4 separate regions of the Homo sapiens genome follow, and regions 2, 3 and 4 are each linked to region 1. A link is a loop called in an ENCODE intact Hi-C map of the cell type or tissue named here. Cell type or tissue: dorsolateral prefrontal cortex. All regions are shown on one strand. Region 1 holds the start of MAP3K13 (mitogen-activated protein kinase kinase kinase 13). Region 2 holds the start of LOC124906361 (small nucleolar RNA U13). Region 3 has its middle 7.3 kb from the start of LIPH. Region 4 holds the start of TMEM41A (transmembrane protein 41A).

The links. A loop is a pair of places that touch in the nucleus more often than their neighbours do. Peaks named below come from ENCODE experiments on the same cell type or tissue, not always from the same donor. Only the 100,000 strongest peaks of a DNase experiment are listed, where the experiment ranks them.
Region 2: a loop joins it to region 1, with 2.1 times the contacts of the local background. A loop is called at or near these places in 2 of 110 quality-filtered maps.
Region 3: a loop joins it to region 1, with 2.7 times the contacts of the local background. A loop is called at or near these places in 41 of 110 quality-filtered maps.
Region 4: it touches region 1 in a loop (4-fold over the local background); 15 of 110 quality-filtered maps call a loop at or near these places.

What each region holds. Positions count from the first base shown.
Region 1 is chr3:185,359,923-185,367,922 of GRCh38, forward strand. MAP3K13 (mitogen-activated protein kinase kinase kinase 13) reads left to right here and starts at 3,214. Exons shown (of 14, transcript NM_004721.5): 1 at 3,214-3,446. RefSeq lists a silencer at 3,046-3,195 and enhancers at 3,666-3,755, 3,846-3,905. In dorsolateral prefrontal cortex, a CTCF peak has its summit at 3,253; DNase peaks (open chromatin) are centred at 3,119 and 3,799; H3K4me3 peaks cover 3,412 bases; H3K27ac peaks cover 891 bases.
Region 2 is chr3:185,436,585-185,444,584 of GRCh38, forward strand. It overlaps MAP3K13 (mitogen-activated protein kinase kinase kinase 13), which reads left to right. Exons shown (of 14, transcript NM_004721.5): 3 at 863-1,046; 4 at 6,861-7,052. LOC124906361 (small nucleolar RNA U13) reads left to right here and starts at 5,635; the gene lies at 5,635-5,735. In dorsolateral prefrontal cortex, no CTCF peak of the experiment used is centred here; a DNase peak (open chromatin) is centred at 3,345; H3K27ac peaks cover 1,175 bases.
Region 3 is chr3:185,555,904-185,563,903 of GRCh38, forward strand. No RefSeq gene overlaps it. Among named protein-coding and RNA genes, the nearest start is that of LIPH, 7.3 kb to the left of the region's middle. RefSeq lists enhancers at 7,044-7,657, 7,658-8,000. In dorsolateral prefrontal cortex, a CTCF peak has its summit at 3,309 (motif pointing left); DNase peaks (open chromatin) are centred at 3,102, 3,348 and 5,624; H3K4me3 peaks cover 758 bases.
Region 4 is chr3:185,494,704-185,502,703 of GRCh38, forward strand. TMEM41A (transmembrane protein 41A) reads right to left here and starts at 4,332. Exons shown (of 5, transcript NM_080652.4): 1 at 4,140-4,332; 2 at 2,125-2,278; 3 at 451-612; 4 at 1-58. The coding sequence starts at 4,258. It overlaps TMEM41A-DT (TMEM41A divergent transcript), which reads left to right and starts at 4,446. Exons shown (of 3, transcript XR_924792.3): 1 at 4,446-5,067. RefSeq lists a silencer at 4,314-4,453. In dorsolateral prefrontal cortex, a CTCF peak has its summit at 4,364; DNase peaks (open chromatin) are centred at 3,908, 4,358 and 5,351; H3K4me3 peaks cover 2,331 bases; H3K27ac peaks cover 1,331 bases.

The DNA of each region.
Region 1 (8,000 bases):
AAACACATTTTTTTCCTCAAAAAAAAAAAACTCCAAAACAAGAATAGCTTATATTTTATAGCAGAATTATTGTACCTTAATTTCTATATATAGATTTTTATCTAATAATGAGTTTTAAATATCTTCTTGCATAATGAGACTAGAGTCATTTTCCAGTTATTACTGAAGTTTGAGGAGATTCATTTGGTTCTTAAAAGAGCTTACTCACCTTGATAATGGCTTTGCAGTCCTCCACACTTAGTATGCCCATGTGCTGCAATTAAAAATTACTTATAATGATGGGACTTGGCTTGATATCTCTAGAGTTGCATTGTTGCATACCATAGCCACCAGCTAAATGTGACTATTTTGGAGTTAAATAAATTTAAATCACTTTACATTAAAAATTCACTTCCTCAAGAACACTAGCCATCTTTCAAATCTATGGAATGCTCCATAATCACAGCAAGTTCTCTTGGGCTGTACTTCTCTAGAGTGTACATTTTTCATGCCTCTATATCCCTTCCTACCTTCTGCTTCTAAAATGATAATGACTTCCTCCAAGACTGACTTCTATATCTTCCATAATTTGGTGAGACAGCTTATCTTTCCAATGATTTCCCATGATAGTTGACATGGAGGAGTCTTTGTTGGCCTAGCTGATGTTCCTGTGGTACAGGAAGCATGCTAACTGAGGCCAAGTTTATCATCTTACTGAAGTGGCAAGTCCATAAAGCCCCCAAGTTTTTATTTTCCAGGTTATATATTGAGCCAAGAATCTTAGGTGACTGTTATTAGAAGCATTTATAGACCCTGTTTTGTTGAATTGCTTCAGAGACTACTCCCATCCATAGTGGACTTATTAGTAATTTTGTTGCTGTCAAAACTTACAGAAAAACTTCTACAACAGCTTTAGCTTTTTTTTTTTTTTTTTTTTTTTTTGAGAGAGGGAGTCTCACTCTGTCACCAGGCTGGAGTGCAGTGGTGTGATCTCAGCTCACTGCAACCTCTGCCTCCCAGATTCAAGCGATTCTCATGCCTCAGCTTCCCGAGTAGCTGGGATTACAGATGTGTGCCACCATGCCCAGCTAATTTTTGTATTTTTAGTAGAGATGGGGTTTCACCATGTTGGCCAGGCTTGTCTCAAACTCCTGACCTCAGATTTTATATGTATATGTGTATGTGTATATATATATATGTGTGTGTGTGTGTGTGTGTGTGTATACACACATATATACATATACATATATACAGATTTTATATGTGTGTGTATATATTATATATATATATACACACACACACAAATTGATGTTTCTTGGCTATTTTATTGACATAGTCCACAAAAAGTTTGCCTCTTTCCATTAGTTAGTCTGTATTGTTTTGGAAGAAAAAAATGTTTTCCATAAATCTGATTCTTTTAATGTATCCTGATTGGCTTTGGTTGTTGTTAAATAGAGATGTATATTCTTCAGCTTTCCATTTGTTCGTTTTTTGTTTTTTTTTTTTCTTTTTTCTTTGAGACGGAGTCTTGCTCTGTCACCCAGGCTGGAGTGCAGTGGCAAGATCTCGGCTCACTGCAAGCTCCGCCTCCCGGGTTCACGCCATTCTCCTGCCTCAGCCTCCCGAGTAGCTGGGGCTACAGGCGCCCACCATCACGCCCGGCTAATTTTGTTTTTGTATTTTTAGTAGAGACGGGGTTTCACCATGTTAGCCAGGATGGTCTCGATCCCTGACCTCGTGATCCGCCCACCTTGGCCTCCCAAAGTGTTGGGATTACAGGCATGAGCCACCGTGCCTTGCATGTTCGTTCTTAAATAATGTGGTACACTGAGGCCTACTGGGCGTGTACCAATGCCGTATTTGCCTTGAGCACTCCCATGTTACATGTGTAAACTTCTTTGGTCTATCTTTTTTGTAGTGATATTCCACAATAAGCTCCTTTAGAGAAGTTTGTTAACTATGTTGTTTGCCAACGATATTCTATTGCTTCAATATAGACAGTACACTGAATATCTTTGCTGTGTGTAAAATTATCCTGAAAAGTTTTCCTTTTCCAAATGAGCTAAGAAGTGTGCAATACTTACTAGTGGTCAGGTTTAGACCCTCCAGAACCACTTAGAAACAGGCCACCACTTTCCTTCTCTCACAGTTGTATAAATAATCTGATTGAGAAATAGAGCAGATCTCTGTTCAGAATGTTCTTGGTCACTGGACACCTCATAACTGAGGCTTTATATTAACCACGATCGTTCTAGTTTCAAGGATTGAGGCCATTTCCCAAGTTCAGAAAAATCATGATCAGTATTTGTCAAGTATTAGTCATTGTGAAGTGTAGTGATGGGGAGTAGGGACAATAAATATATTCATCTCCAATTTTGTATAACTGAAAAGTGTAAAAATAAAGAAGAAAGAGATGCCTCTTGAGTGAATTTAATACAGCTGTTTTTGCTGTTAATAATAAAACATCTTACTGAAACCAAAATTTGTTCAAAGTTTCATTAAGTGCCCTTTTGGAGCTGTGTCTTAATCGACTGCCAGAAGTTGAATAAACCAATGAGGAAACACTGTACCCTACTTAAAAGTAGCAGTAAATTTTTCTTCCATATCCACTTTTGATACATCATGAAGGTCAGCAAGATGTTACTGCTGTGCAAAACAGCTACATTCGTGTAATATTATTTTCCATATGTCTGTTTTCTTAGTTACTAGATTATTGTTCCCATGCGTTCTTCCCGACAATTTTGCTTTTACAAGTCCCGACAATTTTGCTTTTACAAGTCGTGGTGAGCAGGGCATACATGTCCACTAGTCTGCTAGTTTTAGAAATGGTTTTCCTGACTTTGATTTGTTTTGATCGCATCAGGCATATTGCTGAACAGTAAGAAAAGGGTTGAAGAAAAGAGTTCTAATGAATAAAAGATGGGATTTCTTCTATATGCATTTTTGTTATCCTTGATTCCACAGAAATTCTATTTTGATTCCTTCATTCAATAACAATAATAATGTTTTTATGACTATCACAGCTTGAAACACACACACACACACACACACACACGCACACACACACACACACACACACACTCAAGCTGCCAGTCTGTCTTAAGGCAGTGGCAGATGCCTGATTGGCGGGCTCTGTTTATTCTGTGACCAGATTCCTTCTAAAAGAAGGAAGGCCATGTCTGCCTGAAGCCTATTGGCTGGGCCTACTCTGGACCCGCCCCTCTTTTTTTTTTCATGACACACACCACAGCGAAGTCTGTGCGGAATCCTAAACCAGCCCAATTTACATCCATTCATGAATCTGTGACGTCAGCAAGCCTTTGGGCTCCTTTGCGGTGGGCTGGAGGATTGTGTGGGTGGAATCCCCCTCCCCTTTATTTTTCCAATTCTGCAAGGCTTTTAAAATTCACCTTACATCTTTTCAAAGCAAGAAAATGGAACAGCATGTGTAGGAATTCTTCGTTGTTGTGAGTATTGCACTCTGTTTTTCCTGTTTCTTCAGTATTTATTTCACAAGGACAGACAGAGAATGTGTGATTTGAGGTGATTAGAAAGCTGATATTATTGAGGGCGACACCGTGAGAGAGACAGAGAGACAGAGGCGGAGAGAAACCCGAAACCCCGTTACAGCTAGGAGCCTCTGAAACTGACAGCTGGTTTTCCTTTGCTTGTCTGCCTGCTAGACGTGGACATTTTTCATTTACGGTTCTGCACGTTACCTCGGATGCCTGCTTGGCTTTCCTTAAAGGGAGATTCATTTCTCTGAGAGATGATGTGGATGGTATTAGCAGAAAAGCCCAGAACACCAGAAAGGTGCTGAGAAAAGCGGGGCCCGCAAGACAGAGCAGGTTCTATCCTGTGGGGCACTTGTCTTCCTTGCGACCGTCCTTTCTGCCGTTCCTCACCCTTCACCTTGCCTTTGTTTCATATTGTGTAACAGTCAGTATCTTGCGATTGCAATTTGGTGAAGATGAATACTTGTTCAACCATTTTTCAAAAGCTCTTATGACGGGAGCCATAGTGGTGTATTTATATATATTCATAGCTCTTCTTTATGTCACTCTCTACACTTTATAGTGTCAAAAACTTAAAAAGCTGCATTCGAGGGAAAGGGGGAATTATCCTTAAACTTGGGTTTTTCAATATCCTCTAATGAAAACTAAGAAGTGGTTACAATGTTCCACAATTATATTGCATAGAAATGCACATGAGTGTTTTCCTAAGATGAACTTATTAGCTGAAAATAGTTTATTCCACTGTGTTGGGGAAACATGGAAAAGTTCTGATATGTTCCATGTATAAAGTTGGTTTGGTAGTTTGCTACTGTAGTTTTAACAAAAAGTTACTATTTGTGATTGAATTTGTTTTCCAAGGGTCTGTTTATTCTGGTGAAAGTTGTGAGAGTAAAGAAGAGGGATGTGACATTGTGACATGTTCTGCCCCTGGGGCAGCTCCTCAACCCGAATAATCTGACAGCATTTCCCAACTGCTTCACTTTGAGCGATTTATATGCCAGTCTGCAGCATGTACCCAGTTGTTCTTTCTCCTGAGAAAGCAAAATGCCTGATATTTCTTATAATCCAGGCTGCCATGTTTACCTTGTAAAATCAATACTTAATTTTTAGATTTTTATATTATCTTTTCTCGTGAAGCAAGACTTCTAAATTATGGCTATAATATCTTTTGAATTGTTGTTCTTAATGAATCTTCCAACTGTAAACTCATCTAATTTCAAACTTATCATACCTGAGGATGTAACATTGTCTTTTGTTTCTCATCTTGATATTACCGTCAATCATTTTGTATTTCTGAGTACATTTGAACTTGCTGGAGTAATAGAGGGAAAACCTCTGCCTGATTCTAAATCAGATCTTTGTCCTATACTCGGACAATTATGGTTTCATATTTTATTATTTTTTATTTTCTGGGTTTAACAAATGAGATAACATTTTAGACATAATATTTGTAAACATCTTGACTTATTTCAGCATTTTCCTTTTTTGTATATCTTCAGAGAGTTTGTTGAAAGTAGCAATTTCCAAGTAATTTTAAATTATTGAAGTCTACTAGCACGAAAGGTCAAATTCTTAGGATATTTAAAAAATGTTGTTTAATAATCAAACTCATCTTAAAAAATGTTCATCAGACTCTGTCTTTGATGCACATTTTGCCAAAAGAGAGCCTTATTTCTGTGAAAGAAATACAGTATGTACTTTGGATTTACTAAAGTAAAACTGTTACTTTAAGGCACAGAGCAGATATAGAATCCCCCTCTCTCCCCACTCCTAGTGACTGTATTCTACATTATATTTATCTTCATGTATAGTGTACTTGTAGGGAAAAAAACAATAACTCTTAATTGTTTAATATCAAACAATAAAATCCTGTGTATCAGTGACTGTCAATAGATGGCTTTCTGTTTAAAAACTGAAGCTACTCCAGAAGTAGGAATTAATTTATTTAGTAAACAAAGTCAGTCAAACCAGAGCCATGTCCTGGGGAACTGTCAAAAGAATGGTTCCTAAGGGCCAGAGGCCACATCCACTGGTAGATGACAGAACAACCATACTTCAGATGGCAAAACCGGTCAGTTTGGTTTGCGTTGTGTGCCTATCCTCTTTCTGTGTGCTTCAGCTGAATTAAGTGCTTGGAGAGCTCAAATAGTTCAAGATAGCCAAGATGACCAATTCTGCCAGGTGGCAGCCTGATCTTGCAATTTTGATTAAAATAAAGAACATTCCCCAAGAACAGTTTGTTGCAAAAAAATAAAAATAAAAAAATCACACCCTTGCTCTGTGTTACTATTCTGTAAGAATATGGGGGAGAAAAAAATTTAGAAAATGCAGTCTTTACTCTGAAGGAATCTAGAAAGGAAAATGCCGGAAATAAACTTCAGTATTAGAATTACCTGTGGAACCTTTTTCCCTTCCCTCCCTACCTCTTTCTCCCCATCCCCTCCCCTCCCCTCCCCTCCCCTCCCCTCCCCTCCCCTCCCCTCCCCTCCCCTCTCTTCCCCTCCCCTTTCCCTTCCCTCCCTCCCTCCCTCCCTCCCTTCCTTCCTTCCTTTCTTTTCTCTTTTCTTTTTTCCTATTTAATGGTTTTTAGTATGTTCACAGAGTTGTACAATCATCACAATCCATTTTAGAACATTTTCATCATCACAAAAAGAAACCACATACCCATTAGCAGTCACTCCTCATTTCTCTTCACCCCCCAGCCCTAGACAACCGCCAATCTGCTTTCTCTATATATAGATTTGCTCAGTCTGGATATTTCATGTAAATGAAATCATACAGTACATGCTCTTTTGTAACTAGCTTATTTCACTTAGCATAATGTTTTCAAAGTTTGTCCATGTTGTAGCCTATATCAGTACTTCTTATCTTTTTATTCCCAAGAAATATTCCAGTGCACCATATTTTACTTATCCATTCATCAGTTGATAGATATTTGGGCTTCCGCTTTTTGACTATTAGGAATAATGCTTCTATGAACATTTGTGTACACATTTTTGTGTGAATTTGTTTTAATTTCTCTTGGGTATATACCTGGGACTTGAATTGCTGGGTCATTATGATTACTATATGTTTAACATTTTCAGGAGATGCCAAATTGTTTTCCAAAGTGGTTGCACCATTTTACATTCCCATCAGCAATGTATGAGGGTCCAGTTTCAGCACATCCTCTTCAACACTTGTTATTATCTATCTTTTCTATTAGAACCATCTTAACAAGTTTGAAATGGAATCTCATTGTGGTTTTGGTTTATATTTCCCTAAAAGTGAATGATGTCAAGGATCTTTTTATGTGCTTATTGGCCATCTGTATATCTTCTTTGGAAAAATATCTATTTAGACACATTGTCCACATTAAAAATTAAATTATCTTTTAATCCTGACTTGCAAGTGTCCTTTATATATTCTGGACACAAGCTCTTTATCAGATGTATACTTTGCAAATATTTTCTCTCATTCCATAGGTTGCCTCCACTTTCTTGATAATATTGTTTATGGTATAAAAATTTTTAATTTTGATGAAGTTCAGTTTTATTTTCTTTTGTTGCCTATGCTTTTGGTGTCATATCTAAGTTGGCTTTGCCTGACTCAAGGTCATAAAGATTTACTTCTATGTTTTCTTCTAAGAGTTTTATAGTTTTAGCTCCACATTTAGATCTGTGACTCATTTTGAGTTATTTTTTGTGTGTGCTATAAAGACAGGGTTCAACTTTATTCTTTTGAATCTGGATATTCAGTTGTTTGAGTAATATTTGTTTAAAAGACTATTCTTTCCCCCATTAAATTGTCTTGGCACCCTACCAGGGAACTTAAAAAAAATACTGATGCCATGCTTCCACCTCCAGAGATTTATATTTAATTGGTTTGTGATGGGACCCAGTGATGATGTATTTTTAAAAAGCTTCCCAGCTGAGTCTAATGTGCAGCCGGGCTTGAAAACTATTGACATGCAGGGTCTTAGAACAGAAGAGAGAGAGAGACTTTCAGAATCAGGAAAGAAAATGAGCGAAAACATAGCATTCTGATATGAAAAGGAGGGAAGAAAGGAAAATTAAGAAGATTCATACCAGAAAGCTTGAGTTTTCTTGTTATTCACTCAAAGAGTGAGGGTATCATTGGAAGTTAATGAAATATGTTAAAGAGGAGGAGCTAACATTTATTAAGCACTTTCTACGTGTCTGTAAATTTTTTTTTTTTTTAAACAAGGTCTCCCTCTGTTACCCAGACTGGAATATGGTGGCTTGATCACAGCTCCCTGCAGCCTCAGCCTCCTGGGCTCAAGCCATCTTCCCACCTCAGGCTCCGAATACCTGGGCCCACAGACACATGCCACTATAGCTGGCTATTTCTTAAATTTTTTATAGAGATGAGGTCTCCCTATGTCACCCAGGCTGGTCTCAAACTCCTGTGCTCAAGTGATCCTCCTGCCTTGGCCTTCCACAATGTTGTAATTACAGACGTGAGCCACTGTGCCCAGCCTACATGGCTATAAACCTGTTGGGAGCT
Region 2 (8,000 bases), 77 kb after region 1:
GGATTGAACATATGATATATGTAAAGTACTATGCTAGTGTATGGTATATAGTAAGTCCTCAATAAAAGGTAAATATTAATGTAAGTAGTATGCATAATGAAGTTCTTAGGAGAGTATCATTAAAAAATTCATTAGCAGCCCGGCGCAGTGGCTCACACCTGTAATCCCAACACTTTGGGAGGCCAAGGCGGGTGGATCACCTGAGGTCAGGAGTTCGAGACCAGTCTGACCAACATGGTGAAACCCTGCCTCTACTGAAAAATACAATTAGCCAGACATGGTGGCTGGTGCCTGTAATCCCAGCTACTTGGGAGGCTGAGGCAGGAGAATTGCTTGAACCCCAGAGGCAGAGGTTGCAGTGAGCTGAGATCGTGCCATTGCACTCCAGCCTGGGTGACAGAGCAAGACTCTGTCTCAAAAAAAAAAAAAAAAAAAAAAAAAAAAAAAATTAGCAAAGATTCACTGAGCATCTGCACCAGAAATTAAAAGAGGAATAAAATAACACCGATAGTGGGTGATGGGGTAGGGATAGTTGCATAGAGACAGACGGGTAAATTGACTGACATGCAAGCTTAAGGTGAGGAGGTAGGACTGCAGGAGTGGTAGGATATGTTTTATTTGGAGGAAGGTATATTGGAGGCTTCTGCTCTGCTTTATTTCAGTGATTTAAAAATTGATACAAACTAATGTTTATGAATATTTGATCTATAGTTCCAAGGTACATAGGAAGGTTCTATCTTTTGCCGGGAGACAGAGGGTAAGGGTCATCCTGGGTGACGATGAAGTTGGTACCTTCAGAATGGCCTTGTAGAGTGGTCCCTTCTGAGATCTCTTCAAGCTTATTTCTTGCTTGTGTGCCTAGATACTTGGGAAGTGCCATTTGAGGAGATCTCAGAGCTGCAGTGGCTGGGTAGTGGAGCCCAAGGAGCGGTCTTCTTGGGCAAGTTCCGGGCGGAAGAGGTGGCCATCAAGAAAGTGAGAGAACAGAATGAGACGGATATCAAGCATTTGAGGAAGTTGAAGCACCCTAACATCATCGCATTCAAGTAGGTCAAGGCTTTTTTTTTTTAAGAAGTAGACCTATTTTCTTTCCCCCAATATATACACACAAGTTTCTGCTTTGAGAGATATTTCAAAAGCATTCTCTAGACTTAGCACTGTGCTAGGTGCTTTGGGAGGGTATCAAGGAACTATTAAATTGGAGTTGTGTCCTCAGGCATCTTATAATCCAGTGGTTCATTTTGCCGAAGTATGTGCAAAGTACATGGAAGTACATGGAAGGGGCATGCACATGGGGCAGGAAGGGAAAATGTGGGTTCCTGCCAAGCAGTCAGATCTGCTGCATCAACCTCATTTATCAATGGGATAACAGAGGTTACTTCAATATCACCTGAACAGCCTAAGATTCACTTAACAAAACAAAGTTGGCCGGGCGCAGTGGCTCATGTCTGTAATCCCAGCACTTTGGGAGGCCAAGGCAGGCAGATCACTTGAGCCCAGGAGTTTGAGACCAGCCTGGGCAATATAGTGGAACCCTGTCTGTAAAAAAAAATTTTTTTTAATTAGCTGAATGTGGTAGCACAGGCCTGTAGTCCTACCTACTTAAGAGGCTGAGGCAGGGGGATTGCTTGAACCCAGAAGGTTGAGGCTGTGTTGAGCCATGTTCATGCTACTGCCCTCCAGCCTAGGTGACAGAGTGAGACCCTGAAAAAAAAAGGAAAGAAAGAAGAAAGAAAGAAAGAAAGAGACAAAGGTAACATCTGAAGTGATCAAAGAACAATCAATCCTTGTGTAGTAGATACATATTTTGTATTAGGTTCTGTTAGCATCCCTTCTTAAACATTAACGTGTAATGGCAGGTACCTTTAGAGTATAGCCTCTGGTTTTCCTAGATCTCCTTCCAAGCAATGTCAAACATTCAGCTTTCTTAACCTAATGATTGTTGAGTTATTGATAGTAAGTCATATGTTATATTCATTTCACAAAGTGATTGTTTTCAAGAGTCTGTGAACATATTTTTCTAGCCTAGATGATTCTTTTCATAATATTGCCTGGGATCCCTAACAGAAGGAGGAGAGTCAAAGTTTAAAGGGTGGAAGTGCTGAGCTCTAAATAGATATTATCTCTTCTGCCTGAATCTTTCCCTTGAGTTCTCTCCCTCACTAGCCTTTTAATGTTGCCCTAGGCTTAAACAAATAAGTGGTAAGTGGCTTTAGAGGAAAGAAGGTGAAGAACAGGACAAGTATCTTTAGGTAGGATGAAAGTTTAGAAACTGGAGCTTTGTGATATATTTGATATGTATTTTGCATTCCTGGAAAACAGTATGACCAATGAGGCTACAGCTAAAAGTGGAATAACTTACAAATCCCCCTCCTAAACTAGGAGGAACTAGGATCAGAATGGATCCTTCCTTGATAAAACTCTGATTATAAAGCTAAAAATGTCATGTGATAAGTCTTAATTGGGATCACATCCACAAAGTAAGGAAGGTAAATCTTGGGTACAGGTTTTGTAGAATGGGTTTAAATGAGTACTGAAGTTGAGTTTTGATTCCCAAACAAGACCCCTTATGGAAAGGGAAAGACCTGTGAAAAAAAGAGAAGCATTCAACCAGGACACTAAGAGACAGAAAGAAGTACTTGGATTCATTTCCTTGGGGAAGGGACATTCATGCAGAGGGCATGGGAGAAAGCTTCAATTGCTGCAGTTAATTCTATCCTTGGTTGACCTAGTAGGGCCAGGAGGATGTGTGACTAAAATGAAATGCTGCAGAGACCAATTATCATCTTTCCAAAGAGGATAAATTTCAAAAGACAATGGGGAGATTATTTCAAGCAGACAGACAAACAGAGACCCTCTTCTTTCTTTCCTTCATTTTACTACACTGAGACCATCTTCACTTCCAGTATGCTACACCCTCCTAAATGGAAGGAAGGGTCAAAAGCTTTTAAACTTAGATCACTAGGACGCTGGGTTTGAGACACAGAATGTCCCGTAGATGAGTATGGCCTTTTGGCCTCTTGAAGTGAATTAGGCTGTGTGTTGCAGGTAAGAGGGCTTTCCAGTAGGGTACCCGGGGTCACTGAAAGTAGAAATGTGTCCTAATAGGATGGTGTTGTGAGAAGCTTTATTTTTACTTCCTTTCTTTTGCTTCTTTCTCTTTCTTCCTTTTTCCCACCTCTCCCTTCTGACTCTCCTACCTGCATATGCAGTTTTCAGCACTGCCCTGCTAGTGCCCAACTCTTTAGGCTGAAGACACTTGAATAGTATTTACCTCTACATGGAAAACAATAGTGAGACTGTGTTCCTGGCCCATTACACCATGCTCTTGGGCATTGTGCAGTGTTATGTTTGCAGCCATCTGTGCCATGTGTTGCTTGGCCAATGAATCCCATTCAGGACCGTCTGGAAGATATATGAGAGAATGATTAGATTTTAGTACATCTCTCTGGATACTGATTTCTGTGCTTACAGCTTCTTTTGAAGTTAATAAAAACCACATACAGAAGGGGAAGTACAAGATAAGAATGCTATACTCTTTTTGCATCCAATTTTTTTGTTAATCTTTTAAGAAAACTCAACCTGACTGTTCCTAATGGAATTCAGTGCCAAGGGGAAGAAAAGGTAGCAATTAGAAGTGATTATAGAGCTGTTATTTATAGCTACTAAGAAACCTTGTCATAGTACAGGGATGATGGAATGATTGCTCCTCGTTCGTCAGTCAAGAGAAATAAAAGGTGCGTAAGATCACTGTTAGACCGTTTCTATGTGGAACAAGTTAAAACATAGTCGAATAGGAGGCTGAGTACCTTCAAAAATGTTTATGTTGATATACTTAAGCATATTACATTATACCTGCCGTATTTATTAGTTCTCTGTAATGATAATTAATCATTTGTTTGTAGCTGCCAGACACTTGGGTTCACCAAGCTTTCCTAAGAGACATATAACCGGAACTTGAAAAAAAATTATTAAAAATCAAGATAAGAATTCTCTGTAGCCTAGAAAATGATAGGAGAGTAATAGAAATAGCTTTGTGGCATTTGACAGGCACATCAGGGCAGGGGAAAATGAAGACTAATTATACTTCTTCATAACCTGCTATTGTTATAAGATCATCATCACCTTCATATGATCAGTGCCGTAAGCCATGACCTCAAAATTCTTTCATCACTTACAGCAGCTGAAGAGATAGGCATGGGTTGGTAGCTGGCTGAAGGCTTTAACTGGATGTCTTACAGATACTCTGCTAACTTCTCTAGAAAGTTTCAAAGGAAGGCATGTATACCCATAAGCGATAAGACATAGAGAATTACATATAGTAATTTTTCTTCTCATCTTGAGAACAAAACAGAAGTAGAGTTACTATGATCATTCCCTTTTATGAGATAATGGTGTTAACACAAGAATTCCCAATGTGCTTGTCTAAACAGAAGTTAAAAAGCTAAAAGGGAGGCAGTATTGTACAGAGTGGAGTGGGCATGGACTTTCAAATTAGGCAGACTGAGTTTGAATCCCAGCTCTGTCACTTATTAGTTGTATGATCTAGTTGTGATTAGGACAAGTCACTTTCTCACTCTGAGCCTTCCTTGTAAAAATGGAAAAGGTAATATTTATCTTATGGTAATTTGGGGCAGATTAAATAAGACAAATAAACATGGAAATGTCCTTGAAAAATAGAAGAGGTTCTTTCATGTTAGTCTCCTTCCTCCTCCTCCAGGCCTCTGCACATGTTATTTGAAGGCTTTTTTAGTCAAGAAGGTTGAGGTGAAGTTAACGAACATTTGCTAGAGACTTGCTGTGAACCTCTAGGCGTTGAGGTAGAGAGAAAAGAACTTGAAGACCTTTCCCTTCAAGGAGCTTACAATCTATATGCAGAGAGAAAAACTGCATATAAAGAACTAGTGGCTGTTGTATATCATAGGAATTTAGGGAAGAGAAAGATCTTTTTGGATTGGAATAATTGGAAAAGGTTTTCATGGATGATGTAGGAATTGATGCAAATAAAGGCTAATAGATATATAATATGTTGTATAGGCTGGATGCAGTAGCTCACGCCTGTAATCCCAGCACTTTGGGAGGCCAAGACGGGTGGATCACTTGAGTACAGGAGTTCGAGAGCAGCCTGGGCAACATGATGAAACCCCGTCTCTACTAAAAATAAAAAAAATTGGTGGCCAGGAGCGGTGGCTCAAGCCTGTAATCCCAGCACTTTGGGAGGCTGAGGCAGGCAGATCACCTGAGGTCAGGAGTTCAAGACCAGCCTGACCAATATGGTGAAACCCTGTCTCTACTAAAATACAAAAATTAGCTGGGTGTGGTGGTGGGCACCTGTAGTCCCAGCTACCCGGGAGGCTGAGACAGGAGAATTGCTTGAACCCGGGAGGTGGAGGTTGTGGTGAGCCAAGATTGTGCCACTGCACTCGAACCTGGGTGACAGAGCGACTCTGTCTCAAAAAAAAAAAAAAAAAATTAGCCTGGCGTGGTGGTGCACACCTGTAATCCCAGCTATTTGGGATGCTGAGACAGGAGAATCACTTGAGCCTGGGAGGCAGAGGTTGCACCACTGCACTCCAACCTGGATGACAGAGCGAGACTCTTTCTTAAAAAAAAAAAAAAAGTGTATATTTTCATATTCTTTTGTGATTCATAAGCATGACTGGGTGTTCCCACTCACGGGTGAGATGTGCCTCCCTCCAACCTTGTTACGACGTCACCACATTACCTGTCTGACATGAAAAAAAAAAAGAAATGTTTTTCAAAGATTATGTAAGATGGAAAATTGAGTCGTCTTTGGGTCCTCAGTCTAGTTAGTTATTTTTAATTTGAGTAATTTAAAATTCAGCAAATAATATTAAAAGTAGAAGTATTTTCTCTGAATTATCTTCCTGTACACTCATAAAACCCTCTAAAACTTTAAAAGGAAGAAATTTTAAATTATTCCTTTTTTTTCTTTTTTTTTTTTCTGAGACAGAGTCTCACTCTGTCACCCAGGATGGAGTGCAGTGGCACGATCTTGGCTCACTGCAACCTCCTTCTCCCAGGCTCAAGTGATTCTCTTGCCTCAGCCTCCCGAGTAGCTGGCATTACAGGCATGCACTACTATGCCCAGCTAATTTTTGTATTTTTAGTAGAGACGCGGTTTCACCATGCTGGCCAAGCTGGTCTCGAACTCCTGACCTTGGTGATCCACCTGCCTCAGACTCCCAAAGTGTTGGGATTACAAGCGTGAGCCACCGCGGCCTGGCCAAATTATTATTATTTTTTATTTTTGAGAGGGAGTCTAACTCTGTTTCCCAGGCTAGAGTGCAGTGGTGCAATCTCGGCTCACTGCAACCTCCACCTCCCGGGTTCAAGCAGTTCTCTGCCTCAGTCTCCTGAGTAGCTGGGACTACAGGCGCGCGCCACCATGCCCAGCTAATTTTTTTGTATGTTTAGTAGAGACAGGGTTTCACCATCTTGGCCAGGCTGGTCTTGAACTCCTGACCCTGTGATCCACCCGCCTTGGCCTCCCAAATTATTCTTAATGATCTAAAACAACACAGTATCCAGCCTGCACAAACTTCAGAAAAGTGTGCTCTTTGTCCCGGAATGGAAGGGTCCCACAGAAAAGGCACCAGACACAGCACAGCATATAGATAGCCAGAGTGAACAAAACAAACAAAAATTGTCTATGTGCATCATAGAGAAACCTGTAGACTAGAGAAGTTTCCATGCTAATTTGAGAATCAGGAACTATTATCTATACACATTTTTAAAATAATTCGGGTATAGAATTGGTTTTTATTAAATATTCTTTAAATATACATATGTATACTTGTATGTGTGTATTGATGTACATGTTTATGTTTTCTTGGAAGGGGTGTTTGTACTCAGGCCCCATGTTATTGTATTATCATGGAATACTGTGCCCATGGACAACTCTACGAGGTCTTACGAGCTGGCAGGAAGATCACACCTCGATTGCTAGTAGACTGGTCCACAGGAATTGCAAGTGGAATGAATTATTTGCACCTCCATAAAATTATTCATCGTGATCTCAAATCACCTAAGTGAGTTCTGGGGCTAATGTTTCAGCTATTTTGGTTTGTTGTTTTGAAATACAGAATTTTTATCAACCTCAGTTGACGTTTTCAGACATCATACCTTTAGTTCAGTTTCAATCAGCACAGTGGGTAATTCTGTTTGCGCATCTCTTGGGTTATTGTTGACCTACCTGGTTACCTGTAGGGCAGATACGTCCAGGTATCTGAAACCACTTTTCCTTTTTGGTGCTTTTAAATCATACAACTGTGAAACAAAATTCATTATTATCTGAAGTATTCACCTTCTGTCATCTCAGATAGCTAATGCCAGACCTTCCCGCTAGAAGGCTTGATTTGTTGTTTTCCATGTGTTCAAAAAACTTTTTAAACTGAGTTTCAGAAATGTATACAACAGGATAAAATGGATAAATAAGAAACAGGCTAGCTGGGTGGAGTGGCTCACGCCTGTAATCCTAGAACTTTGGGAGGCCAAGGTGGGTGGATCACTTGAGATCAGGAGTTTGAGACCAGCCTGACCAACGTGGTGAAACCCTGTCTCTACTAAAAATACAAAAAATCAGCCAGGCATGGTAGCAGGTGCCTGTAGTCCCGGCTACTTGGGAGGCTGAGGCAGAAGAATTGCTTGAACCTAGGAGGAGGAGGTTGCAGTGAGCTGAAATCACACCACTGTACTCCAGCCTGGGTGACAGAGCAAGACTCTGTCTCAAAAAAAAAATAATAAAAATAAATAAATAATAAAAATAAAAAGAAGCAGAGGCAAAGGAAAAGTAAAAACATTAGAACTAAAAATTGTTCACAAATTATATGCCGTAAGATTCTGTAGACGTGGATTACAGATTTGGCTTTGAGCTTCTAGTGTCTAAGCAAAGGAGGAAATAAACAATTACAAGGTTCACAATGGCCATAGGAAAAATAAACACTGGCTATGTAAGAGAAGCAGGGCTATTTCTAGTA
Region 3 (8,000 bases), 200 kb after region 1:
CTGTCTATTTTTCGCTCAGCTTTTGTTTAGTTTAGAGAAAAATTTGCTTTTATTGCTGTAAGCTTTACTAATTTGAAAACAACTGCCCTCTGGAACAAATGGAGACTTGTTTCACATCTCTTTTAGGAACCTGTTAGGGAATTCCTTGCTCCCTGTTCAATCAGTGTACTTGCCTGATAAATATTTGTTAGGTCCTGTGAGTTTTAAGTACCATGCCAAGTGCTTATCTACACAGAGCTAATGTACATTTTCCTGGAAACTATCCAATTATAGGAAAGGGAATCATTTCTGTTGGGAGGATTCTTTGTGTTACTTTTTGTTGTTGTTGTTGTTTTTGAAACAGGGTCTCACTCTGTCATCCAGACTTGAGTGCAGTGACTCCATCACAGCTCACTGGTCTTGACCTCCTGGGCTTAAGGGATTCTCCCACCTCAGCCTCCTGAGGAGCTGGGGTCACAGGCACATGTCACCATGCCCTGCTAATTTTTTAATGTTTTTGTAGAGATGGTGTCTCACAGTGTTGCCCAGGCTGGTCTCAAACCCCTGGACTCAAGCAGTCCTCCCGCCTTAGCCTCTCAAAGTGCTGGGATTACAGGCATGAGCCACCGTGCCTGGCCTCTTTGTGTTACTATTAACGATTTTCCTGCTGGTGGGCACAGAAGGTCTCTAACTTCTTAACGTGCTCCTTTCTATTTTAGGCTTTCAGAACAGCACAAAAATCGATGGGAGAATCTGTCCCTTATTTTTTTGCAATAGTGAGAAATATCAAATATAAGAAAACATAAAACATTCCCGAGAATGGGGAGAGGAGAGGCAGGGAGGAGAGGAGAATGGGTTTGACTGTAGAAGAATCTTTTAGTTGGCCAGGCTCATGCCTGTAATCCCAGCACTTTGGAAGGCCGAGGCAGGTGGATCACCTTTGTCAGGAGTTGGAGACGAGCCTGGCCAACATGGTGAAACCCCGACTCTACTAAAAATACAAAAGTTAGCTGGGTGTGGTGGCAGGTGCCTGTAATCCCAACTACTCGGAAGGCTGAGGCAGAAGAATTGCTTGAACCCAGGAGGTAGAGGTTGCAGTGAGCCGATATTGTGCCATTGCACTCCAGCCTGGGTGACAAGAGCAAGACTCCATCTTAAAAAAAAAAAAATCATCTTTTAGTGATGAAATAATTGTGTATCTTAATTGTGGTAGTGGCTATGTGGTGGTGGACAGGTGATAAAATAGCACAGAACTACACACATTTACATGTGAAACTCTAAATGAGATCTGTGGATTGTCAACCAGGGTCAATTTTTTTGTTTTGCTTATTTTTATATTGATTTTTTATTTTTTTGAGACAAGGTCTCACCCTGTCACCCACCACAACCTCCAACTCTTGGGCTCAACTGATCCTCCACCTCAGCCTCCTGAGTAGCTGGGACCATAGGCACAAGCCACTGCACCTATTTTTGTAACTTTCTGAGAACCAATAATTATTTTTATTTTCTTTTAGTTTTCTTTTTTTTTTTTTTGTGACAGTCTTGCTCTGTAGCCCAGGCTAGAGTGTAGTGGTGCAACCTCGGTTCACCACAACCTCCGCCTCCCAGTTTCTAGCTATCCTCCTGCCCCTCAGCCTCCTGAGTAGCTGGGATTACAGGCATGTGCCACCACGCAGAGCTAATTTTTGTATTTTTTAGTAGAGACAGCGTTTTGCCATGTTGGCCAGGCTGGTCTCAAACTCCTGGACTCAGGTGATCCACTCTCCTCGGCCTCCCAAAGTCCTGGGATTACAGGTGTATGCCACCAGGCCCGACCCAAAAATTATTTCAAAATAAAGTTTTCCAGGCTGGGCGTGGTGGCTTATGTCTGTAATCCCAGCACTTTGGGAGGCTGAGGTGGGTGGATCACCTGAGGTCAGGAGTTCGAGACCAGCCTCACCAATATGATGAAATCCCGTCTCTACTAAAAATACAAAAAAATTCACCAGGTGTGGTGGCTTATGCCTATAATCCCAGCTACTTGGGAGGCTGAGACAGGAGAATTGCTTGAACCCAGGAGGTAGAGGTTGGGAGGCAGAGGTTGTGGTGAGCTGAGGTTGTGCCATTGCACTCCAGCCTGGGAAACAAGAGTGAAACTCCGTCTCAAATATACACACACACACACACACACACACACACACACACACAAATTAGCTGGGCATCGTGGCAGGCGCCTGTAATCCCAGCTACTCGGGAGGCTGAGGCAGGAGAATCGCTTGAACCCGGGAGGTGGAGGTTGCAGTGAACCGAGATTGCGCCACTGCATTCCAGTCTGCACAACAGAGCAAGACTCAGTCTCAAAAAAAAAAAAAAAGAACTTTTCCACAATTTTAAAAGATGAGTCAACTCATAATCATTTGAAATAATTTATTCAAAAGTATTCTAAGAAAAAGCATTTCTTCATTTCCAATCAGTTAATTACTATTTTCTCAATTCTATGACCTCCTGATTACAACTCAAGAATACCACAGTTTTCCTAGTTTCCAATCTAGAAACCTATGGGTTTTTCTTCTTCTTTATTAAACCTAGAAGTCACTTGCTACAGAGAACATATTTAAAAGGTACAGGCAAGCTTCCAAACGCATGGACAGGAAAAACAGGTATGAAGTGTAATGGAACTAAGGGGTGGAGATTTTATAACTCTCATTTGTTTCAACAGCCAAGAAAGGTGACCTACGTCCCCACCCGCCCAGGTCTAGGGCTCCAAGCTGGTATATGACTCACTATAACACCCTTTGGTCTTCCCTTCCACATCAGTGACCCTGCCATTTCTCACTTGCAGTCCAAGTTTGGAAAGATAAGTGGGTTTCTTCAATTCATATCCTGCAAAGAGATAAGGGTAACTTTCCCCAATTCCATTTATTTGTTTCATTTCATCATTCCCTCATTTATGGAACATTTCTGGAGCTCTCAGTACAAGAAATAAGGAAGAAATAGAACATGCTCCTTCCCTCAAGAAGATAGACACATTAACAATGAAAATGGTAATAATAATGCTAATATAGGCCAGCATGGTGGCTCATGCCTGTGATGCCAACTGTGGGGGGCGCAAGGCAACATAGTCAAGCTTATGTACAAGGCATTTGAGGTCGGGGCATGGAAAAATACTGAGGCGCTGTGTGTATGTTATTTGTGCATGAGAATGAAACTCGACCCTGAAAACAGGACAGGGAGTGGAGTGTGTGGTGTGATAAGGAACGCTGAAAACAGCCTCCTGAGAATGCAGTTTGAGTGCTTTTACAAGGCCACAGGTGCCTCACGACCCGACCTCAAAAACGCCATCTAGTGGATGTTTGTGGTTTAACAAGCCCTTTCAATAAATACTTGGCGGACGGATGCCGGGGCGGACTCTCTTAGAAGAGCTACCCCGCAATGCCGGGCGCGGTGGCTCACGCCTGTAATCCTAGCACTTTGGGAGACGGAGAGGGGTGGATCACGATTCAAGACCAGCCTGGTCAAGATGATGAAACCCCGTCTCTACTAAAAATACAAAAAAATTAGCCGGGCGTGGTGGCAGGTGCCTGTAATCCCAGCTACTCGGGAGGCTGAGGCAGAGAATTGCTTGAACCCAGGAGGCAGAGGTTGCAGTGAGCCGAGATCATGCCACTGCACTCCAGCCTGGGCAACAGAGCGACTCCGTCTCAAAAAAAAAAAAAAAAAAAGAAGAGCCACCCCCCATTCTAACTGGCGTGAGATGGTATCTCATCGTGGTTTTGATTTGCATTTCTCTAATGACCAGTGATGATCTTTTCTCGTGTCTGTTGGCTGCATAAATGTCTTCTTTTGAGAAGCGTCTGTTCACACATCGGGGCCTGTGGTGGAGTGGGGGGCTAGGGGAGGGATAACATTAGGAGAAATACCTAATGTAGGTGACGGGTTGATGGGTGCAGCAAACCAGGGCACGTGTATACCTGTGTAACAAAACTGCACGTTCTGCACATGTAACCCAAAACTTAAAGTATAGTTAAAAAATAAATAAGAGCTGCCCCCCGCCCCGCTCAGCTGGAATTGTCTGAGAACCCATTTCGTGGCATTCATTGTAAACTATAAGCTCTGCAAGTGGTGTCCCCGACATGATCGCCTTAAAGTTACGTGTGAAGGAGGAGAGCTCATCAATTTTCGGTGAATCTCCACCTGAAAAGAATTCAGAAGATTTAAAGGGAGAGATTCCTGACTCCTATCAGGAGGACACGACCCACACGTAAAATATCAGGTGTTGAGTTATCATGGGTCAGGAAATGACCAAAGAACAGAAAGTTTTTTTTGTTTGTTTGTTTGTTTTGATATGGAGTCTCGCTCTGCCGCCCAGGCTGGAGTGCAGTGGCGCGATCTCCGCTCACTGCAAGCTCCGCCTCCCGGGTTCACACCATTCTCCTGCCTCAGCCTCCCGAGTAGCTGGGACTACAGGCGCCTGCCAGCCTAGTAGAGACGGGGTTTCACCGCGTTAGCCAGAGTGATCTCGACCTCCCGACCTCGTGATCCGCCCGCCTCCGCCTCCCAAAGTGCTGGGATTACAGGTGTGAACCACTGCGCCCGGCCCAGAAAGTATTTTTAAAACAGTGCAACAGCTATTTAAGGCTGTCCAGTGCACTGTAGAGCCTGGAGCTCTACACAAGCTCATGCTTTTAATTCGGCAGGAATGTCCTTGGTTTCCTGATCAAGGAACCTTAGATTTAGAGCTATGGGAGCAGGTAGGTCGCTGCCTGAAAAGAGGATATGAGCAAGGTCATTTTACTAATTTTACTATTTTGACCACCTGGGCGCTGGTACACTCTGCGTTGTATCCTCTTTATCTGCCAGATCGCGGTTAGACGGCCCATTATCTCCACCTGAAAATAATTCAGAAGATTTAAAGGGAGGGATTCCTCTCTCCACTTCATTCCCTTCTATGGGGAATAAGGAAGAGATTTTTTCTAGTGAGGAAAGACAGGAACCAGAACAGCGGGGGCGGGGCAGTGCTCCTCTCTCTACTTCATTCCCTTCTGTAGAGAGGCCTAAGGAGGACATTTTTTCTAGTAAGGATAAGGCGACCGGAGCCTTTTCCTCCCCCTATAGAAAACCCATTGCCCTCCTTTCCTCCACCCTTCAAGGGACCTGCGTTTGTTGGCCCCGTTCGTTCGGCCAACAGCACCTCCCATCCCCCTTAAGGAGACTAGAGGCCGCCCAAGGGACAGTTCTTAGATAAGACCCCCTGGTCAGCGAACATCGGTATGATCGGGTGACCACGTCTCTCAACCAACTTCCCTGCTGGAGGGGTGCCTCCAGGAGGGAAGGAAAGTGGCTGATTATGATTGTCCTCCTAATATGCAAGTTCCCATTTCCTATTTCCAGCATCAGCCTTTCTGGCCTTGTCTTTTTTCTGTTTTTCTGGAGTACGAGGGGAGTTTGCATGCTGCCTCCTGGGTTTTATTCCAGCTAGCTGTAGCTTTCTTGCTGCCTACAGAGGCCTGGGGCAGGAGAGTTGCTAAGATGCCAGGGAGTGCCCATTTGGTCACTGGCAGTCTGGGCAGGTTACCCCTTTCTGGGTTTATGGTGACGGAGGGGAGGCCAAAAGGCACAGAGCAGGCAGCTCCAGCCAGGTCCTGAGGATCCGCCTCACCACGGTCACGTGCCTTAGTAACTGTGCCCAGGAAGTGGCCTGCTGCTGCTTTTCCTACTTCTGCCCTTCCCTGCCACCCCTCGCATGTCTCAGTTGACAAGCAATTTGTTGTCTTCCCTGGCCCCCTAGGGAAAGCGGTAAAAAACAGTCCATGTGCACCCCAACCTTACTAGCCTAAGGTGGGCAAAGGAGTGTGAAGCAGCCTAGAGTACAGAGCCCTGGGGGAGGAGCCCGCTAATAAGGGGCGCTCTCCTGTAGCCATATATTAAATGCTAACTAGGCTAAGGTGGAGGAGCTCTGCCAGCTGCTGTCATCTTCAGAAGACAGACACAGCAGTAAGGAATGTTTGTTTTGCTTTTTTATAAAATGTTTAAAAACACTGTGGCTAAGAAACTTCAAAGCAGACCCTGTGCTGCATGTGTGCTCCTCCCCTAAGCCCCTCTGCTTGGGGGTGGTAAAAATAATAAAAAGAACATTTTCAGTACCTTACCTAACAGGGTTGGCTCCAGGCGTAGGTGGCCTAGAAGATAAGGGGAGTGGTTTTCTCCCAGCCTGTTACTCTCTTGCCTCCAGCCTCCGCGCTTACACACACACTTTACCACCCTGTCATTCTCTAGCCTCTTACTGCCACTTGTAGTCTTCCTTCCTTCCTCTTAGGGTAAGGACAGCAACAAGTGGCAGGCTATTAAAAATAGAAGCTGCCTAAGGAGCCCAGAACGAATAAAAAGAAACCAGCCACAACCCTACTTTCCCGAGCTCACTTCTAAGACATTCCAGCTAAAGGCTGATGCAGGAAAATGGCCAACACCAAAGGACATTTTTTAAAGTTTTTTTTTTTTTTTTCTGTTTTCTACACACTTAAGCTAACTCAATGCAGGTTTATTATCCTGGCGACTTGCAGTCACATTCTAATGACTTTCAAGGGCCAAAATATAGTAAAAATCACTTAAAATATCCATCCCTTCCATGCCTTAGTTTAACAGGTAGGCTTTATCTTTTGCCATTTCTGTATTTTATGTTATGTACCTGTAGGGGTGGGTTGCCCCTACACACCTGTGGGTGTTTCTCGTAAGGTGGGACGAGAGATTTGGAAAAGAAAAAGACACAGAGACAAAGTATAGAGAAAGAAAGAAGGGGACCCGGGGAACCAGCGTTCAGCATATGGAGGATCCCGCCAGCCTCTGAGTTCCCTTAGTATTTATTGATCATCTGTGGGTGTTTCTCGAAGAGGGGGATGTGTCAGGGTCACAAGACAATTGTGGGGAGAGGGTCAGCAGACAAACACGTGAACAAAGGTCTTTGCATCATAGACAAGGTAAAGGATTAAGTGCTGTGCTTTTAGATATGCATACACATAAACATTTCAATGCTTTACAAAGCAGTATTGCTGCCCGCAGGTCCCACCTCCAGCCCTAAGGCGGTTTTTCCCTATCTCAGTAGATGGAGCATACAATCGGGTTTTATACCGAGACATTCCATTGCCCAGGGACGGGCAGGAGACAGATGCCTTCCTCTTGTCTCAACTGCAAGAGGCATGCCTTCCTCTTATACTAATCCTCCTCAGCACAGACCCTTTACGGGTGTCGGGCTGGGGGACGGTCAGGTCTTTCCCTTCCCACGAGGCCATATTTCAGACTATCACATGGGGAGAAACCTTGGACAATACCTGGCTTTCCTAGGCAGAGGTCCCTGCGGCCTTCCGCAGTTTTTGTGTCCCTGGGTACTTGAGATTAGGGAGTGGTGATGACTCTTAAGGAGCATGCTGCCTTCAAGCATCTGTTTAACAAAGCACATCTTGCACCGCCCTTAATCCATTTAACTCTGAGTTGACAGAGCACATGTTTCAGAGAGCACAGGGTTGGGGGTAAGGTTATAGATTAACAGAATCTCAAGGCAGAAGAATTTTTCTTAGTACATAACAAAATGGAGTCTCCTATGTCTACTTCTTTCTACACAGACACAGTAACAATCTGATCTCTCTTGCTTTTCCCCACATTTCCCCCTTTTCTTTTCGACAAAACCACCATCATCATCATGGCCCGTTCTCGATGGTCGCTGTCTCTTTGGAGCTGTTGGGTACACCTGCAGACTAACAACAGACAAAACAGGCACACAGGGATTAATATGAGATTTATAATCGTAGTACTTCCAATGGTCTTAACCCAAGTGACAGGGTTAAGATTTTCGAGGCCATCAGCAACTCCTGCAATTGCCTCAGTTCCTGGCACCAAATTTAAATGGGCTTTTGATGCTTCGAAAATTTGTTCTTTTAATTTGGAAATGTCTAAAGTGAGATTATCTTCTCTTCCCTGTAGATGGTGTCTAACCATGTCCCAGTGATGCTCAGACTCATTATAAATTTGGGGTGTAATACAAAAATCTG
Region 4 (8,000 bases), 130 kb after region 1:
TGGGGAAAAGTCTCAAAAACAATAAGAAAAAAAACAAGCTGTTTCTGTTCTCCTCCACCTGTAGCCAAAGAGAAGAAAGCTGTTAAGAAGCAGAAAGGGTCTCCAGGTGTTGAAAACCTGCTGGTGCCAGGCACTGTTCTAGACACTTTACATAATCTGTTCCCAATTCTTCCAACAACCCTCCAGGGAAAGACTGTTTTCCTCATTTTAAAATAGACATGCTGAGGATCAGAGAAGTCAAGAACTTGCCCAAAGTCACAGAGCTGGTAATGATGGAGCTGGGATTTGATCCCAGGTCTATGTCTCCTGAAGACATCAAAAGAACCCCTAGGACCTCCTGAAACAGCGTGGAAGAGTACTGTGGGAAATCCCTGCCACTCGCTTCTCTCAAGGCCATGCACGTAGCGACTGTCTGGGGTCCCAGCTCTCAGATGTGACCCCTCCCCTTACCTTTCTCTGCAGCAGGGCCACTTTATCAGGAAAGTAGGACACCACCAACTGTTTGCCAAAAATACTGGAGAGCAGGTAGCAGCATGTGGCACCCACCGAGGTCAACACACAGCACAGCAGAAGCCCCAGCCATGGCCCAAACAAGGCACCAGCTAAAACATTCTGCAAATAAAACAAACCCTCAGGCATGTGAACATCTGGCAGCTACCAGGCACGTCATCTTGGAGCCTGAGAGTCATAGGTTCCCTCCTCCTTCACTGCTTTTTTCCAGCTAAAACCCAATTGCGTTATTTATTTATTTTTAAGAAACAGGATCTCGCTCTGTCACCCAGGCTGGAGTACAGTGACATGATCATAGCTCACTGCATCCTCGAACTCCTGGACTCAAGCGATCCTCCTGCCTCAGCCTCCCAAGCAGCTAGGACTGTAGGCACACACCACCACATTCACCCACTTTTTAAAATTTTTTGTGGAGATGGGGTCTCACTGTGTTGCCCAGGCTGGTTTCAAACTCCCGGACTCAAGTGATCCTCCCACCTCAGCCTCCCAAAGTGCTAGGATTACAGGCGTGAGCCACTGCCCCAGGTCCCAATTGCCATTTAAAGAGGTGAATGAAAAATTATGAAAAGGCTGGGAACTACACCTGCCGTCAGTCTCTTCACCTTGAAAATGAGGATAAGGATAAAAGCCTCAGGGGGCAGGAGAGAATGAAATGGGATCTGTGGCTGTGGTAGATTCTGCAATGACTGGGGCTCCAAGAAAGTAGAAATGAAACTCACGAGTTATTTTTACTATTTCAAAAGATGAACACAAACCATGAATTTTCCCTTGGTAAGACCACACAAGCTATGTAAGATGTCTTGTTTCTTTGCTTTTTGCTGGAATTACATCTATGCAGTATGTTAATACCGGGGTTCCATGTTGACCAGAGCTCTAGCAGACATTTGAAGATGTCTTGGTTTAAGAAAAAGGGAAAAGTGAACCAATACTTCCTAAATGCATTTTGGTTGGTAGACATCATCCTGACAAAACATGGGATCCAAGAGAGAAAGTAAAAGGAAGCCTTGGAAGTGGGAAGCTGGGGAGCCGCTAAGCACTGTGTTAAGTGCTTGACTACATGTCCTGTGTAATCCTCACTACATCCCTGAGTCATGCCATCCTTGCCCCATTCTACAGGTGAGAGATTAAGTATCCTCCCCAAGAGCACAGCAGGCAGAGTCAGGGTTCACCCTCAGGTCTGGATGTGGAGCCCCCACCAAGCAGCAGCTGGCTCTCTGCCCTGAAGAGGGATCAGTTCAAGACAGAAGACAGACACAGGGCAGCCTCAAGGAGTCAGCCCCTGACCCCGAGCCCCACACACCTCCCCTGCCTCTCTTGGACATGTTTGCTTTTCTTCTAGTTTCCGACAAGGAAACTGTTTGAGCAGGTCCAGCCTCAGCCTAGAGGAGAGAAACAGGCTGGGGTGGGAGAGGGAAGCAGTACAAAAGGAAGCTGTCAGTGTCTCCCACTTCGGTGCTCAATCCCTCCGTAAGTGCTGAGGGCCACTGTGTGCCAGCCCCGATACACCCACTGTCACTTTTAATCATCCCCACACAACAATCCCATGAGGTTACAGGGGAGTATCCAAATTTTACAGATAAGGAAACAGGGTTGGAGGGAGGGCAGGACACTGACCAGGAAGCTGGAGCCGGGGATGGCAAAGCCCTGTTTGTAGAGGTAGGCGCCGCAGAAGAGCAGGAACACGTAGGCCTGGTGCTCCTTCCGGTACTCTCGAAGGACCTCAGAGAGCTCCCGCAGCTCTGCCAGGTCGGAGGGGAACCACAGCGACCTGGGGATTTGGAAAAGCAGATGGAAACATGAGTTCAGATCAGTCCAGTGCCCATGAAAGTCACTCGCTGTGTCTTCTTTTCAGAGTAGGTTTATAAATATGCCCATCATCTGATCTGCTGGGAACACATACACTCCCAATGACAGATGACCTGATACGACGTTGCGGAGACAGACAGGAGAGCCCTAGTTTGGAAGCAAGAGACCTGGGTTAGCATCCCAACCCTGCTACTTTCTGTTTTACGTCCTTGGACTAGTCCCTGAGTCTCTTTCCTTATCTAAAAAGTGAGAGGTTGGTGCTAAACAGTCATTAAGTTCCCCTTTAGCTCTGGGATTTTAGAATCTGTTCTTAAGAGGCAAATGGATTCATTTCCAGGCAAGTTCTAAATGTCTCAAATTGCCTTCCTTTCAAGGACACTGCCTCCCCCACAAACCAAGAACAATTCAGACTTCAAACTGTTCCTGAGGTGCCAAGTAAAACGACTTTTTAGCATTCACTATAAAGCCAATTAGAGATTCTTCAGGAAAGTATATCTATCCCATAGGATAAATGTAACTTTTTTGATAATATGTCAGGCTTGAATCGAACCCTTTCAAAGAGCCTACTATTTAACTCTGCTCTTAATCTGGTCCTCAATGCACTTTGAATCCTGCCCAAGGGTTATAGTAGCAAGGCTATCTTGCCTCTGCCATCTGAACAGTCCTTGAATCCATCACTGATTAATCATGAGCAAACCCTCCTACTTCTCACGAGAGTTTCTCTCGGTATGTCCGACACCCACAGCAGAGCCTTCTTAGCTACAGCAAAAGAATACAGTAACTGAAAACAGCTGCCTTAATAGTCAAATATCAGTAATTCCCTTAACCACGCAATGCTGTACTAGGCACACTTCCATGCACTTTATAAAGAGTATGCAGCACTCACAAAAACCGGCCAGGTAAGTATTGCTCTGCCTCCTGCCTCGACCAGTCGTTCATTAGAAGGGGAAAAGGAGGCCAGGCGCGATGGCTCACGCCTGTAATCCCAACACTTTGGGAGGCTGAGGCAGGCGGATTACCTGAGGTCAGGAGTTCGAGACCAGCCTGGCCAACATAATGAGACCCCCCCCCCGCGTCCCTACTAAAAATACAAAAATTAGCCGGCCGTGGTGGCGCGCGCCTGTAGTCCCAATTACTTGGGAAACTGAGGCAGGTGAATCGCTTGAACCCGGGAGGAGGAGGTTAAAGTGAGCCGAGATCGCGCCACTGCACTCCAGCCTGGGTGACAGAGCAAGACTCCGTCTCAGAAAAAAAAAAAAAAAAGGTAAAAGTAGAGACAACCAGGAAGACGGGCAGAGTCGATAATTAATTCGTGAATAATTTAAAGTTGTCTATGCAATATTTCTCCTGAAGATCTAATGTCTAAAGTCTCAAGGGCAGACCTGACGTAAGTGGGGTGGGGAGGAGGAGAGACAGTTGAAAGTGGACTTGAAGAGGCTGGGGGCCCGCACGGGGGCGAAGGTGGGCTGGAAATGGGGCCCAGGGCTGGGACTGGGAAAGCAACGGCGCGGGCAGGCTCAGCGCCGCGTCTCCCTCGGCAAATCCACCCAACCAAAGGCACCGCGGCGTGACGCCCTGCACACCCTGCAGCCAGCACCACACAGGTCCCAGTCAGGCCCGGAGCCGGGCTCCCATCCACCCTTCTGTCCGAGACCGTGCGGACGCGGGCCCGGATACCAGACCCGGATTCCAGTCCGATAAGTGAACCTCAATTCCCAACGCCTCCGATACCGGAACCCGAATCTCCGAATCTCCGATTCCCAGCCCCGGTCCTCGGACCCGGCTCCCTTCCTCTGACCCGAACCCGGATTCCCGCCACGCACCTGCCTCCAGCCTCCTCGGTGGAGCCCAGTCTCCGCCCGCGGGGCAGTCGCGTCGACAGCAAGTACAAGGCGAAGGTGCAGCCGGCGAAGACCAGAAGGAGGCCGAGAAGCGGGCGCATGTCGGCTCCGCACCCCGGCCCGCGGGGCAGCCGAGAAGCTCACTTGCACTCCGGGACGCAGCGGCGGGCGGACTGAGCCCGCGGAGCACGTTCACTGACGGACCAGGGAGGGGTCCGCGCCGAGACCCGCCTCCGAACCAGGCCCCACCTCCTGAGCCAGGCCCCCGCCCCCGATTCTGACTCCGCCCTCTCTGTCCTTCGGTGGAGACTCCGGGAAAAACCTGCCTCCCAGTCTGCCCTCTCTCCGTCTGTCTGTGCTTGTTTTTCTACGTTTATCCCTGTCGCTTTCCCCACTTATTCTGCAGGCATGGCGCGCCCCCAGTGCCGGCTTGGTGCCAGGGCTGGGAGATCCGGGGGTGAATCGTGAGCCCGGCCCACAGCGAGCTTGCAGTCTAGAGATCAAGGCAGTCTTGTCCACAACCTGCTGTCACATAAAGCAAATGTAGCTGGTGTAGCACCAGGGGCTGCAATCAAGTGCGGTGGGGCGGCAATAGTGACCACGGAAATAATCAGAATTGCTTTTAATTCAGCTCCTACTATATTCCCGCATCCCTGAGCCTCACAATCATCCTCCAAGGTAGGTATTTTTGTCTTTCTCTAACAGATGAAAACTCTGAGTTTCAGAAGAATTAAATGACATCCCCCCAAAAGAGAGACAGTATAAGAATCCAAGTCAACCTGAGTCCAAAACCAGTGGCCCTTAACACTGTGTGGCTTTATGGAGGACATGGAGTTTAAGTTTACCTTCAAGGATGAGCAACACTTTTCTTCAAGCAGAAAAAGAAGGGAATGGGTGAACACGGTCCCAGGTAAGGCACCAGAATCCAGTTTCAGTGAAGCCTAAGGTATATGAGAAATAAGTGAGAATCTGGGGACAAACAAGAGTGCACTGAAGGCAGGCTAAGGAGTTAGATTTTTAATAATGTAGATGAGACACCAACAGAGGTGTTTAAGTAAGAGAATGATTTCGTTCCTGTTTTAGGATGTTCGCTTTGGCAGATGATTAGAATACGTGCTGACTTGATAGCCACAACTGTCCTGATAAGAAAGTACGCCGGCCTGGCTGGGCATGGTGGCTCACGCCTGTAATCCGAGGATTTTGGGAGGCCCAGGCGGGCGGATCACTTGATGTCAGGAGTTCGAGACCAGCCTGTCCAACATGGTGAAACCCCGTCTGTACTAAAAATACAATAATTAGCCGAGCATGATGGCATGTGCCTGTAATCCCAGCTACTCGGGAGGCTGAGGCACGAGAATCGCTTGAACCTGGAAGGCAGAGGTTGCAGTTACTTTCCCGACATTGCACCACTGCACTCCAGCCTTGGCGACAAGAGCGAAATTTTGTCTCAAAAAAGAAAGAAAGAAAGCACTCAGGCCTGACCCAGGACCACAGCAGTGGACATGGAGGGAGGAGGCTGGGGGTAGTTGGATTGGTATGATATGTCACTGAGTAAACGAAGGAAGGGACAGAAAGAGAACTCCAAAGTGTCAAAAGCCTGGACAACAGAGAGAAAGCATCCTTGTCCTATCATTTAAAGCACCTGTTGGGCCAAATAGGGAGCACCTTTCAGAATCCATGTGCACAAGATCTCAGCAATTCTACGTCCAAGAATGTAACCTACATCCAAGAATGTACTGGAATTTAATTCCACATCCAAGAATCCCCATAGGTAGCAAAGATGTATATTTAAGGGTATTCTCTCAGCTTTGTTTTTATGTTAGGAGATTGGGAACAACCTAAATGCCCATCAGCTGGTGACTGGCTAGGTTAACTATTCACAAATGGAATACTAGGTAGCCTCCTAAAAGAGGAAAGCAATTCTACATATCCTGATACAGTGTGGTCACCAGATAGATGGCTAAGATACAAATAAAACAAACAAGTTGCAGTGTTAGAGTATGCTATGTATCACTCCTTTTTAAGGACAAAAAGAGGATATACTTTAACTTTTTAAGATACCAAAGTATTTATTTATTTAAAATTTTTTTCACAGAATTGTTATAGCATGTAGAACCAAAAATTATTTACAAATGAAATTATTCAATGTCTGAGATTTGTGTCAAAATAATGGTATGGGGGTTTAGTGAGTAAGCATGTAGGTAGAACAAGATTGTCCATGAGCTGATAGTTGTTGAAGCTGGGTGATCACCTGGGTGTTTTATACTATTTGGGTGTTAAACTATTTTTTTTTCTATTCTTGTGTATGTGTCAAATTTCCACTTAAGAAAATGGGGGAAAATGGTGTCAGCCCTCCATTCCAGCTGAACACACCATGTTAGTTCATGCCCCATCACACCACTCTTCTAGCCATCTGTCAATCTTCTCTGCCTGGCAAATTTCTACTCTTTCATCAGGACCCAGGATAATTATCACCTTCTCTGAGAGGGCTTTTCCAACCCCTATAGTCAGAATCATTCCTTCTCTATGCTTGGGGCCCCCTGAGAAATGTCTCTAATCCTGTCACAAATACATATTCCAGTGTCATTATCCATCTCCCTAGTAGACAGTGAACATTTCCATCAATGAGACAATGTCTCAACTATCTTCTTTCTGTCTCAACCCTTAACCCTGGCACTTAATACTTGTTTGTTAAATTCATGGGTCAGGTCTAGTGAAGACAATGATTAGTTGTTTGGTTTGATACATACTGACCTTGAGAAGTCAAAGGGATATAGGAGGAGAGAAAGTGAATGAGGAACTGATGTTACTGAGCCTGTGCTAGGAGACTGCTGGGGCAAGGAATAGAGTGAGGAGAAAGGAGGCAAGGCTCCTGCTGGCAAGGACCTCACTTTCATTTCAGCTGGGGAAGAGCATGGAAAGATGTCATTCTAGAGCATGGTAAGTGCCATGGATGAAATAGACAAGGCAAAACTTATTCCACTTCAGCAAAGCGAGTGTCAATATTCTACTTATGGATGAGTGGATGAACACATGTTCAGATGAAATCACTTGTGCAAAGTTTACAGCTGTTAGTGCTGAACAGGAACAAGCCTTTGTCTGCCATCATGTGCGGCCATGCTTTTTCCTCTGCCCTTCACTGCCATTCGACATGCAGGTGACACTCTGGAGCTCGGACCGAACATTCAGATTTGGAGGTCATTCTACAGGAGATAGTTGAAATGAGGGGAGGGGAGAAGGTCTCCTAGAAACCACAAGAGAGGGAAAGTAACAGCAGCTGACTTTCATTGAGTACTTAGTACACTCCAGACCCCATACTAAGCATTTTTTTTTTTGAGATGGAGTCTCGCTCTGTTGCCCTGGCTGGAGTGCAGTGGTGCAATCTCGGCTCACTGCAACCTCCTCCTCTTGGGTTCAAGCGATTCTCCTGCCTCAGCCTCCCAAGTAGCTGGGACTACAGGTGTGTGCCACCACGCCCAGCTAATTTTTTGTATTTTTAGTAGAGCCAGCATTTCATCGTGTTAGTCAGGATGGTCTTGATCTCCTGACCTCATGATCTGCCCGCCTCAGTCTCCCAAAGTGCTGGGATTACAGGCGTGAGCCACCGCACCTGGCCCATACTAAGCCTTTTACACTTTTAAAAGTAAAAGTGAAATCACTTTGCACAAGTGATTTCATCTGAACATGTGTTCCTCCACTCATCCATAAGTAGAATATTGACACTTGCTTTGCTGAAGTGGAATAAGTTTTGCCTTGTCAATTTGTTTATTTATTTATTTATTTATTTATTTATTTATTTATTCTATTATATATTTATTTATTCCATATAACAACCCTCATTAA